Linked DNA regions of Homo sapiens: region 2 is linked to region 1. Evidence: read pairs that join two places in POLR2A ChIA-PET (ENCODE). Cell type or tissue: OCI-LY7. All regions are shown on one strand. Links, peaks and the distances in the headings refer to the core of each region. The heading gives the core; the rest is flanking DNA. Region 1 overlaps GNPTAB (N-acetylglucosamine-1-phosphate transferase subunits alpha and beta). Region 2 has its middle 4.3 kb from the start of CHPT1.

Region 1 (5,382 bases), core at 270-5,269:
AACCCAGGAGGTGGAGGTTGCAGTGAGCCAAGATAGTGGCCACTGCACTCCAGACTGGGCGGCAGAGTGAGACTCCGTCTCAAAAAAAAAAAAAAAAAAAAAAGCAAGCATCTCCTGATCCCCTGCCACCAGACCAAACTGATTCTCACTGCTGGTCTCTTCCACAACGATGCTCTATTTCTTTACAGCATTTCTCACAATAGTAATGAAGTGGCAGTTAATGTCTGACTGCACCACCAGAATATAAGCTCCTTGTCAGCAGGAGCCAAGTCTGCTTTGTTCACTGCTGGATCCCCAGGGGCCTGGTACAGTGCTCAAAAATTAAGTAGTCACTGAATGAATGAGGCAGGCACTCTGCCAGGGCACAGGGATTTGAAGATAAGGAAGATTCCATCTTTGTGACCAGGATGCTGAGCACAGAAATAGCAAATAAGTTTCATCTCCCAGGCAAGCTCAATTAACTGGTAACCAAATTGAGAAGCTGTGCATGTAAAAATAAGTTTCTTCTGAGGCAGCAAAATACAAGATACCACATTCCAAAGTGAAGTGTTGGGCCAAGATGCAAAGTTTCTTAAGGAACAGTTGCAGACTCATCCAAATCATGGTAGAAAGGTCCAGGAGGTGGCGATCAGAGGAGGTTTTCAGAGGTAGCTGGCATTCTGTGACGCCTGCTCCACCTCATTCAAGGGGGAGCAGTGGAAGTCTGTTTCCCACTTCCTTACGCCCAAGAAAAGGGCTCAACAAAATTACCAAGAGAACTCACTATGGGTCCATGAAGTTGGGTGGGTACCATGTCTGTGTAACACCTGAAAAATATAAAGTGCTGGCTGGCTAATTGCTCTGAGGACAAGAGAGAAGTTGTCACTCCGCTGGAATCAGCCCACCCTCCCCTAGTCTGAGCAAAGGACGTGGGCCACATACAACAAAGAACCAGCAGAAGGTCACCCTGGGCCTACTCACTGGGCAAAAGAGGCTGAAATGAGAAGCTCCCATTATTATCAGATTCTTAGGATCTATGGAAGGAATAAGCAACCAAACGGAATGAAGAGGCATTTGGTCTCATCAGGGGAAAAGCAGGTGACCACTCCTGAGCACGGCGGTGGCTGTGGTCTCTGAAGGATGCCCCTTGAAAACACTCAAGAAAGAATAAGCTCTGGCCGGGCGCGGTGGCTCACGCCTGTAATCCCAGCACTTTGGGAGGCCGAGGCGGGCGGATCACGAGGTCAGGAGATCAAGACCATCCTGGCTAACACGGTGAAACCCCGTCTCTACTAAAAATACAAAAAATTAGCCGGGTGAGGTGGCGGGAGCCTGTAGTCCCAGCTACTCGGGAGGCTGAGGCAGGAGAATGGCGTGAACCCCGGGGGGCGGAGCCTGCAGTGAGCCGAGATCGCGCCACTGCACTCCAACCTGGGCGACAGCGAGACTCCGTCTCAAAAAAAAGAAAGAAAGAAAGAAAGAATAAGCTCTAACACCTGCACAACATCCCAGAGAGCTCCTGCACTCATTCAGGAAGAAGTTTCCTGTCCTCATTTCCTTCCTTTCTTTCATGTGCTCCAACACAGGAGGGATCAGAAACAGGTTACAGAGCAGAAAGAGAATCATCAAGTGATGAAAAGTGAGAAGATGCCCACTGTGGCCACCCTCCCTTCCTCCACTGCAGGCTTTCTCCCTGCAGCAGGCCTGTACTGGGAGAAGGAACTTAGGCTTTAAGTTCTGTTATGCTTTAGGACTGAAGACTCTAATTGCTGAATTCACATTCTGTTCTGTAGTGTGAAGTGACCACAGAAATATCAGGCCCACCTGAATTTTCATCCAGGGGCAGGGGTGCAAGACAATACAAAGAGCCAGTGGAAGATAAAGAATAAAGGGATTGGCTACACATCCCACAAGGTGTGCTTATTCAACATGACAATTACAGCCAGCTGCCTACCCAGCATCACTTATCTATTCTTCTTCCATAAAGGAACCTACCCCTACATAACAAATATTTGGGAGACCAGTCCCGAGATTCAGAGGTAGGTCAGATTGGTCTAAAAGTAACCCCTTTCTCCTTTCAAGAGATTTGCTTAAGAATGGCTCTATAAGCATAACTGGGACCAATGCCAGGAAAGGACTGCTGAGGTCCTGGGTCAAGTTCTTCCTCCATCTTCTGACAGTCCTCTCAAAAGTTGGAGGAACACCAAACTGTTAGAGAAATTATTCTGAAACTATATCTGGGCTTAGGAACGGAAAAGTGCCATGATGAACAAGGCCGAGTCTTAGGAAGGCAGGGTGCCAGGTATGCGGTGTAGGCAGCTGGTAGGAAGTGTGGATCTAGAGCTTGTTGGAGAGGCAGCAGGCATGGTTAAGGCCAGGCGCAGTGGCTTATGTCTGTAATCCCAGCACTTTGGGAGGCCAAGACAGGCAAATTGCTTGAGGTCAGGAGTTTGAGACCAGCCTGGCTAACATGGTGTAACCCCGTCTCTACTAAAAATACAAAAATTAGCCAGGTGTTGTGGTGGGTGCCTGTAATCCCAGCTACTCGGGAGGCTGACACAAGAGAATCGCTTGAACCCAGGAGGTGCAGGTTGCAGTGAGCTGAGATTGCGCCACTGCACTCCAGCCTGGGAGACAGAACGAGACTCCGTCTCAAAAAAAAAAAAAAAAAAAAAGTCAGGTTAAGTTTTTCTCTCACAATGTGATAACATTCATTAACAAAATGAACAATATTTAGATCTCAAGAGAAAGACCAAATGCAATTATCAAATCACCATATAAGTTAAAGGTATATATTTGATCATCACTGAAAGATTTATAACGGCACACTTGAGCTGTGTTTAACAAAGCTCCATATTAATATATCCATGCAAGAAAACAAGTTTCCCAGATAGATTAATTAACCAGATATTAAAAATAGAAACAATCTACTTTACAACTTCTAGAGCAAGGTAAAGGGCTAACAGCTATCACAGACACAATGTCACCAGTAAAGCCAGGGAGAGGAAATGGGTTTTGACTGAAGCCAGTGTCTTCAAGACATCTGTTGTTCCGGCCCTTCTTTGGGTAACAGCCTTGTGATTATCTTCTGAAGCTCTCCTCTCAGTTCACGTGGTTCAGTTGAGACTGACAGCCCCACCCACTCCCCTATTTCTGGAGACGATCCCAGTGGTTAACAAGGGTATAACAAGGGCACTCATTCCTCTGGCTAGGCAGGCAGCCCTGGGTCTAGTTGGCACTAATGAGAAAGAAAAGCTATCTTTCTGCTGCAGTTACTGAACTGGTAGAACAGAAGGTGGGGTTGCCAGCAGCAATCCTTGTTCTCATATGAGGAGAGCTTGCTGAGAAGTAAACTAAAGAGGGGAAGGCAGAGGTGAGAAACAGGGACAAAAAGAGATTCCTGATGACATCATTTGAGCACCTCGATCCACTCCTGCCAGAAATTTCACCATATATATATATATATATATATATATATTTTCTTTTTTTTTTTTTTTTTTTTGGTTAACCTTTTTGTTTTGTTTTGTTTGAGACAGAGCCTCACTCTGTCGCCCAAGCTGGAGTGCAGTGGCACAATCTTGGCTCACTGCAACATCTGCCTCCAGGGTTCAAGCGATTCTCCTGCCTCAGCCTACCAAGTAGCTGGGACTACAGGCATGCACCACCACGCCCAGTTAATTTTTGTATTTTTTGTAGAGACAGGGTTTCACCATGTTGGCCAGGCTGCTTTCGAACTCGCCTTGGCCTCCCAAAGTGCTGGGATTACACACATGAGCCACCACACCTGGCCTCATCCTATATTTTTCAATTATCCCAGTTAACAAACTGGTTAATAATAAACTAGTTAATAAGCTAGGTCTGAGTTGGGAGTCTGTCACTTGCAACCTAGTGCTGTTAACTAATTCTAGCTGCAATGTTAAACCACTAGTAATTCAAAAAGAAAAAGCGATCACAAACTTCTCTGACATTACCAACTTTATGCTAAAATTACTCCCACCACTTCCTAAAATAATCTTTCCTTGTCTCTCTTCTGTTTAAACTCCTACTTGTCCATGAAGCCTCCCTAAAGCTCATGCCTCCTTGAAAAGGTGTCAGAACTGCCTCGAGGATGTTTCAACCCACAACATTCTTCTGTCTTCTGACTTTCTAAGCAATTGTTGTGTACTAACTCAGGCATTCAATTGCTTATTCCCCTGTGTTGTTATTCAGTCCTCATACATACATCTTGGCCTCATCTCAACTAAACAATAGCCAAAGGCATGAGCTATAATTATTTGTATCTCTGACAGCATTTTCCACTGTATATTCTGACGACAGCATCTTCCACTGTACAGTCTAACAACAGGTCTCAGATTTTTAGAGAAAGTTACCAGAGCAGGAATGACTCTCAGAGCATGAAAATGTTCAAGTTATATCAGATCAATCACATTTGAGAAATAAAAGGGAACTATAAACGCTACATCAGAGCAAAAAATTTACCTTTACTTGAAATAAATTTGAAAGGATGTCAGTTAAGATCAACCCAATTAATCAATCCATTCATTCATGCATCCATCAAGTATTTATTCAGCATCTACTGGGTACCAATCACTTTCTAGTGGCTAAGAATACAGCAGAGAATAAGACAAGGTCCCTACTTTGATAGTTAGCTGGACTATGTACCTCTCACAAACCCCCCAAAACAAAGAGACCCTTTAAAAAGGCTCTGTGTGGCCATTGGCATCTCTAGTATAAAATCCATTACAAGTCATGCTTCTCATGTGAAGTATCCAATAAATGTATATTCACAAAACATTAAAGCTAAAATGAGGCTCTTAGAAATATAGTCTCATAGTTTGTAAACATTTTTTAAACAATGAAACCTTTCCCAGAAAACAAGTCCACACGAAATAGATAAGAGGGGCTACTCCCAACCCACAAGGCAGCTGGGAGTAACTCAGTTTGGGAACCACTGAGGATCACAATTTGTGCTGCACCTAGGAGCAGGCCAGACGGTCCCCACTCTCAGGCCAGGCCTCTTTCTAACTCATCTGTTTGTTGCCTTTGGCCAAGAACACACTCAAATATATCTGTTTAATGAGTGAACTAATCAAATACAAAAATGATAACTAATTTCTTGAAATAAGGCCAGTATAAGACACTGGTCACCACTGAGGCTGAACATAACTTGAGCTAGACCCAGTTTTCAATTCTCCTTTTCACAGAAAATAACTCATTGATTCAAAATGGCAACAGAAAAGCAGGAAAGCAAAAGGGAGCAGAGAGGTCACGGAAAAATTACCATTCATTACGAGTAGATTCTATGTGAACCTATTTTGCTTCCTTATGCAAGTTAATTCTTGGATATTTGTTTCCATACTTAGTGCACAAAGGAAGTGATACGTTATACATACACCATACCCC
Region 2 (5,382 bases), core at 314-5,313, 130 kb before region 1:
TGATTAAAGGGTATAAACAAGACCCAATGCTAAGAACCGTGTCTCTGAAGGAAATCAGTTCTCTTAACCCTAAATTGCTTTTGCAATTTCAGATAAAGGGCACAATTATAACATCTTAGGGACTGTATTGCGAAATTTTGTTTTCTGATCTTGTCCAGGAAATTAAGCATTTTTAGAGAGGAGAGCAAAGGTTTTAGTCAATCTATTACTGAACACTGACTACCTACCCATGTATTTTGTAAAGTACCATAGTTCCATAAAATTTAGACTTTAGAGTCTCAAAGTACGAAACTATAAAAGTATAAAACCCAAGCAAGTAAAGCAAGTATTATACCATAAAACTATGCTTATCACAAATACCCCAGCCTGTGTAGCTAAAGCTCAGAATTCTCACACAGATAGCTTGACACCCTGATGATAAAACTCTACTGCAATGCAAGCCTAGCCAGGTGATTTATTTACTTATTTATTTATTTATTTTAGACAGGGTCTCACTCTGTTGCCCATGCTGGAGTGCAGTGGCATGATCTGGGCTCACTGTATCTTCCGCCTCCTGGGTTCAAGCAATTCTCCTGCCTCAGCCTCCTGAGTAGCTGGGATTGCAGGTGCATGCCACCATGCATGGCTAATTTTTGTATTTTTAGTAGCGACTGGGCTTCACCGTTTTGGCCAGGCTAGTCTCAAACTCCTGGCCTCAAGTGATCTGCCTGCCTCAGCCTCCGAAAGTGCTGGGATTACAGGTGTGAGCCACTGCACCCGGCCTCTAGCCAGGTGATTTCTTATTGCAACCCACTCTTTCTTCCAAACCAATGAAAGTCCATGGGCTTCCAACTGGTTATTTCACACACAACAGTGCCTAATCTGCCTATATGACATGATTTAATATTTTGTGGAAGGTTGGCCTAGAGATTGAGGATGTTAAGGAAGATTTGAAATATGAGTGAAAGTTACACAAAAGAACTAGTAGTAAAACTGAGAGCCTAAATCAAGATGTTCTTTCTCCTTTGGGAAAGGAATACAATTTAGTTAAACCATCAGATAAACATTTATGCATCCCTATTGTGCTATGGAAATGTAAGATGTTACCATAGGAGGAGGCTGTGTGAAGGGCATACAAGGGATTCTTTGTACTATTTTTGCAACTTCCTGTGTGTCTGTAATCATTTTAAAATACATATTTTTTAAATGATGGATGTCTACTGGATGCCAGGCATTGAGGAGCACACTCAGTGCAGGCTTGGTCTGACACTCTATGACCTGGGCAAGGAGGCTGATCAATACACAAATAACTGAACAAAGATAGTCTGCATTACAAGGTACAAAGTGCTCTGGTTGTGTGGGAGTAAGAGGGATCAAACTGGAAGAATCTGAGAGGTCATTTTAGAGAAGGCAGAATTTAAGTGTGGAATCTGAGTGATGGGCAGTGTGCTAGGAATAATAAGGGATCGAGGGTACTCCCCAACAGGGAACAAATGAGAGTGGGTTTGGGGACAGCCAATGGGCCCACACAGCTGGAGCATGAGACTTAGGGAGGAGAATTGGGGAAGAGATATTAGGGAGGTAAGACTAGGAAGGTAGACCGGGCCCTCAAATGCCAAGTGAGGGAAGTTGGACTTTATCAAAGGCTTCTGAACAAGGGAATATTTTATTAGTTTTAGTAAATTTAGTACAATAATTTTTTTCATAATATTTAGAATGGACTGGAATGGCACAAAACCAACATGATATATAGAAACTGGACTGTTCCATATTGACAAAAGTACCCACTAAAGTCCTATATTTAATACATGTAAGTTATTAGGTGGCATTTTGCAGTCGTTGGGAACATAAGCTCTGAAATCAGACTACACGGGCTTGAATCCTGGCTTTACCACTATACTAGCTGTGCAGCCATGGGTAAGTTTTTGAACCTCACTGTGCTTCAATTTCCTTATCCATAAAATGGGGATAACAATGGTCTACTTCATAGAGTGTTTGTGAGGAGTAAGTGAAATAACTCCTGATGTTTAGAACAGTGCTTGGCATAGGATAGAAACTCATAAATGTGAGCTACTATGTTAAGATAAGGGGGAAACATTGTATATATCAATCACTATGTAACAAACCATGAAAATGGAGGGGAGCCATGATTCAAGAAATAAAATAATAGGAAATCTCTAATATACTTTTTTGACATTAGAGTATGTTAGAGTGGGGTAAGGTAGAAGAAATAAACATGGCTTTAGTATGTCTTGAATTAATTTGAAATTTCCAAAAATTCAGCAAAGAAGCACATGGGAAAATCAATTTAGAGCATGATGAGTAGTTTAAAAATGGTTTCTATATTTATTACCTTCACTTTTTTTTTTTTTTTTTGAGACGGAGTCTTGCTCTGTCGCCCAGGCTAGAGTGCAGTGGCGCGATCTCAGCTCACTGCCACCTCCGCCTCCCAGGTTCACTCCATTCTCCTGCCTCAGCCTCCCGAGTAGCTGGGACTACAGGTGCCCACCACCACGCGCGGCTAATTTTTTGTATTTTTAGTAGAGACAGGGCTTCACCGTGTTAGCCAGGATGGTCTCGATCTCCTGACCTCGTGATCCACCCGCCTTGGCCTCCCAAGGTGCTGGGATTACAGGCGTGAGCCACCGCGCCCAGCCTACTTTCACTATTTTTAAATTATGACATTTCATATTTGCAAAATATACAAATATGCCATCTATATCTATGTAGATATATAGTTACATAGATTGCATAAATAATAGTAAAATGAACATGTTACTACTACTCAGTTAAAAAACTGTGATTGAGACAGCTTGATGGCCCCCCACAATACCCACTCTCTCACTTTTCAATAATAATAGAAATGTTTTGGCCGATTGTGGTGGCTCACACCTGTAGTCCCAGCATTTTAGGAGGTCAAAGCGGGAGGATCATTTGGGGTCAGGCATTTGAGACCAGCCTGGCCAACATGGCGAAACCCCATCTCTACTAAAAATACAAAAATTAGCTGGGTGTGGTGGCACATGCCTATAGTCTCAGCTACTCAGGATGCTGAGGCAGGTGAATCACTTGAACCTGGGAAGAGGTTGCAGTGAGTTCAGATTGCGCCACTGCACTCCAGCCTGGGTGACAGAGCAAGAATCTGTCTCTAAATAAATAAATAAATAAATAAACAAGTAAAAGAAATTTTAGCTGGGCAGGTGGCTGTCTGGCTAAAGATTGCATTTGCAGGCTCTTTTACAGTTAGGCATAGCAGCCATGTGGCCAGGCTCTGGCCAATGGGATGAGAGCAGAAGTGATGTGTGCAACCTTTGATCATGGCCTTCAGAAGAAAGGAGCATAGCAGCCCCTTCTCTTTTTCCCCTTCCTATTGGTTGGGAGTCATGGCCAGCCATTTTTGATCACAAGGACAAGGGCAACATCTGAAAGGCGGCAGACTAATAAAATGGAAGAAGTCTGTGTCTCTGACACCATCGAGCTGCCATGTAGCCCTACCATGCCTACCCAGACATCAATGTGGGAAAAATAAACCTCTATTCCATTTAGGTTGCTGTAGTTTGCCCAGCTGTAGTCTAAAAAATTACCAATACCTTTGAAACTTGCCATGTGCCCCTCTATAATTGCATTTACCTTCCTTTCTATCAGGAGTAACCACTATCAGGATTGTACTTATAATTCTTTTCCTTTTCTTCATAGCTTTGCCACATGGGAGCTGCAAAGTGCAGTCACATGTTTTTGAAGTTTATATAAGTAAAATAATACTGTGTGTATTTTGCCTATGGCCTGCTGTTATGGACAGAATGGTATCCTGCCCCTGCTCCACCCCCAATTCATATGTTGAAGCCGTAATCCTCCACAATGTGATGGTATTTGGAGATGGAGCCTTTAGGATATTGGATATCATGAGGGTGGGGCCTTCATGATGGGATTAGTGCCTTTATAAGGACTTTATAAGGAGACACCAGAGAGCTTCCTCTCTTTCTCTCTCTGTCTGTCATGTGAAGACATAGAAGGTGGCCATCTGCAAGCCAGGAAGAGAGTTCTCACTAAGAAACACACTTTGACTTTGGACTTCCCAGCCTCCAGAACTGTGAGAAATAAATTCCTGTTGTTTAAACTATTCAGTCTACGGTATTTTATTATGACAATCCAAGCTGACTAATACATCTGCTTTTTTTTTTCACTCAACATATGCTTGTGCAATTCATTCATGTTCATAAGTGTACCTATAGTTCATTAATTTTTTACTGCCATATTAAACTTGCTATATAATATTAAATTACTTGAAAATACCAGTTTATTTACCCATTCAATATTAGTGGACATATAAGTTATTTACAGCTTTTAGTTATTGTACAGACAAAGGTGTCATGAGTATTCTTATACTTATCTCCTAGGATACATGTGCAAGAATTTCTTTAGGATCTGTTTCTGGATCAGAATTGTGGTGTCAGAGTACACACATCTTCAACTTCACCAGATCATGCCAGGTTGTTTTTCAAGTGGTTGTAACCATCTACTCTTCCTAGCAAACACTTCCACTTGGGTACGCCACATAATTAAGTTCTGGCCAATGAGATACATAATACAACAGTCCCCTTATCTCCAGAGACATATTCCAAGACCCACAACTGTTGCCTGAAACTATGGATAATGCCGAACCCTATATGTACTATGTTGTTTCTAATAACCAAGATGGCTAATAAATGAATAAAGGACAGGTGGCTTATATAGCAGGGATACACTGGACAAAGAGATGATGTAAGTCCTGAGTGGAGAAGAGTGGGACTGGGTGAGATTTCATCACGCTACTCAGAATGGCATGCAATTTAAAACTCACACTTTATTTCTGGAATTTTCTATTTAATATTTTTGGACTGTGGTTGACTGTGGGTATCTAAAACTGCAGAAAAGTAAAACCAGGGACAAAGGGAGACTACTGTATGGAGAAGTGTTGTTTGGGAGTTTTGGAGAGGCACCCCAGTTTGCTCACCAGCCAGTGATATCTACTTTTTGTTTTTCCTGTCCTCTTACTCCTTCCTGCTGCTTGAAACACAAATAAGATGACTGGAGCTTCACCAGCCATTCTGAATCATGAGATGGCCTTATAGATACAAGTCAGAGAGGATATTGGAGCAGAGAGACAGAAAAGCCTGAGTTCCTGATGACCATGGAAACATCGTACCAGTCTTGGAGTGCCAATTCTGTACTTCTTTTATGTGAGAGAGAAATAAATTCCTGTTGTCTAAGCTATTCAGTCTGTGGTATTTTGTTATGACAATCCAAGCTGACTAATACACCTGCTTCTTTTTTTTTTTCAGTCAACATATGCTTGTGCAATTCACTCATGTTCATAAGTGCACCCTGGAACATTACCATGTTCCAGGGCTTCTCCTATAGAAA

The links. Peaks named below come from ENCODE experiments on the same cell type or tissue, not always from the same donor. Only the 100,000 strongest peaks of a DNase experiment are listed, where the experiment ranks them.
Region 2: POLR2A ChIA-PET joins it to region 1 with 8 read pairs; 5 of 35 experiments call an interaction of 5 or more read pairs at or near these places.

The regions. Positions count from the first base shown.
Region 1 is chr12:101,820,977-101,826,358 of GRCh38, forward strand. The region is part of intron 1 of GNPTAB (N-acetylglucosamine-1-phosphate transferase subunits alpha and beta); the gene reads right to left. Among named protein-coding and RNA genes, the nearest start is that of GNPTAB, 7.3 kb to the right of the region's middle. In OCI-LY7, for the core only: CTCF peaks have their summits at 3,146 and 3,348; a DNase peak (open chromatin) is centred at 3,075; H3K4me3 peaks cover 705 bases; H3K27ac peaks cover 2,838 bases.
Region 2 is chr12:101,690,610-101,695,991 of GRCh38, forward strand. It overlaps a transcript of MYBPC1 not described here. Among named protein-coding and RNA genes, the nearest start is that of CHPT1, 4.3 kb to the right of the region's middle. In OCI-LY7, for the core only: no CTCF peak of the experiment used is centred there; no DNase peak of the experiment used is centred there.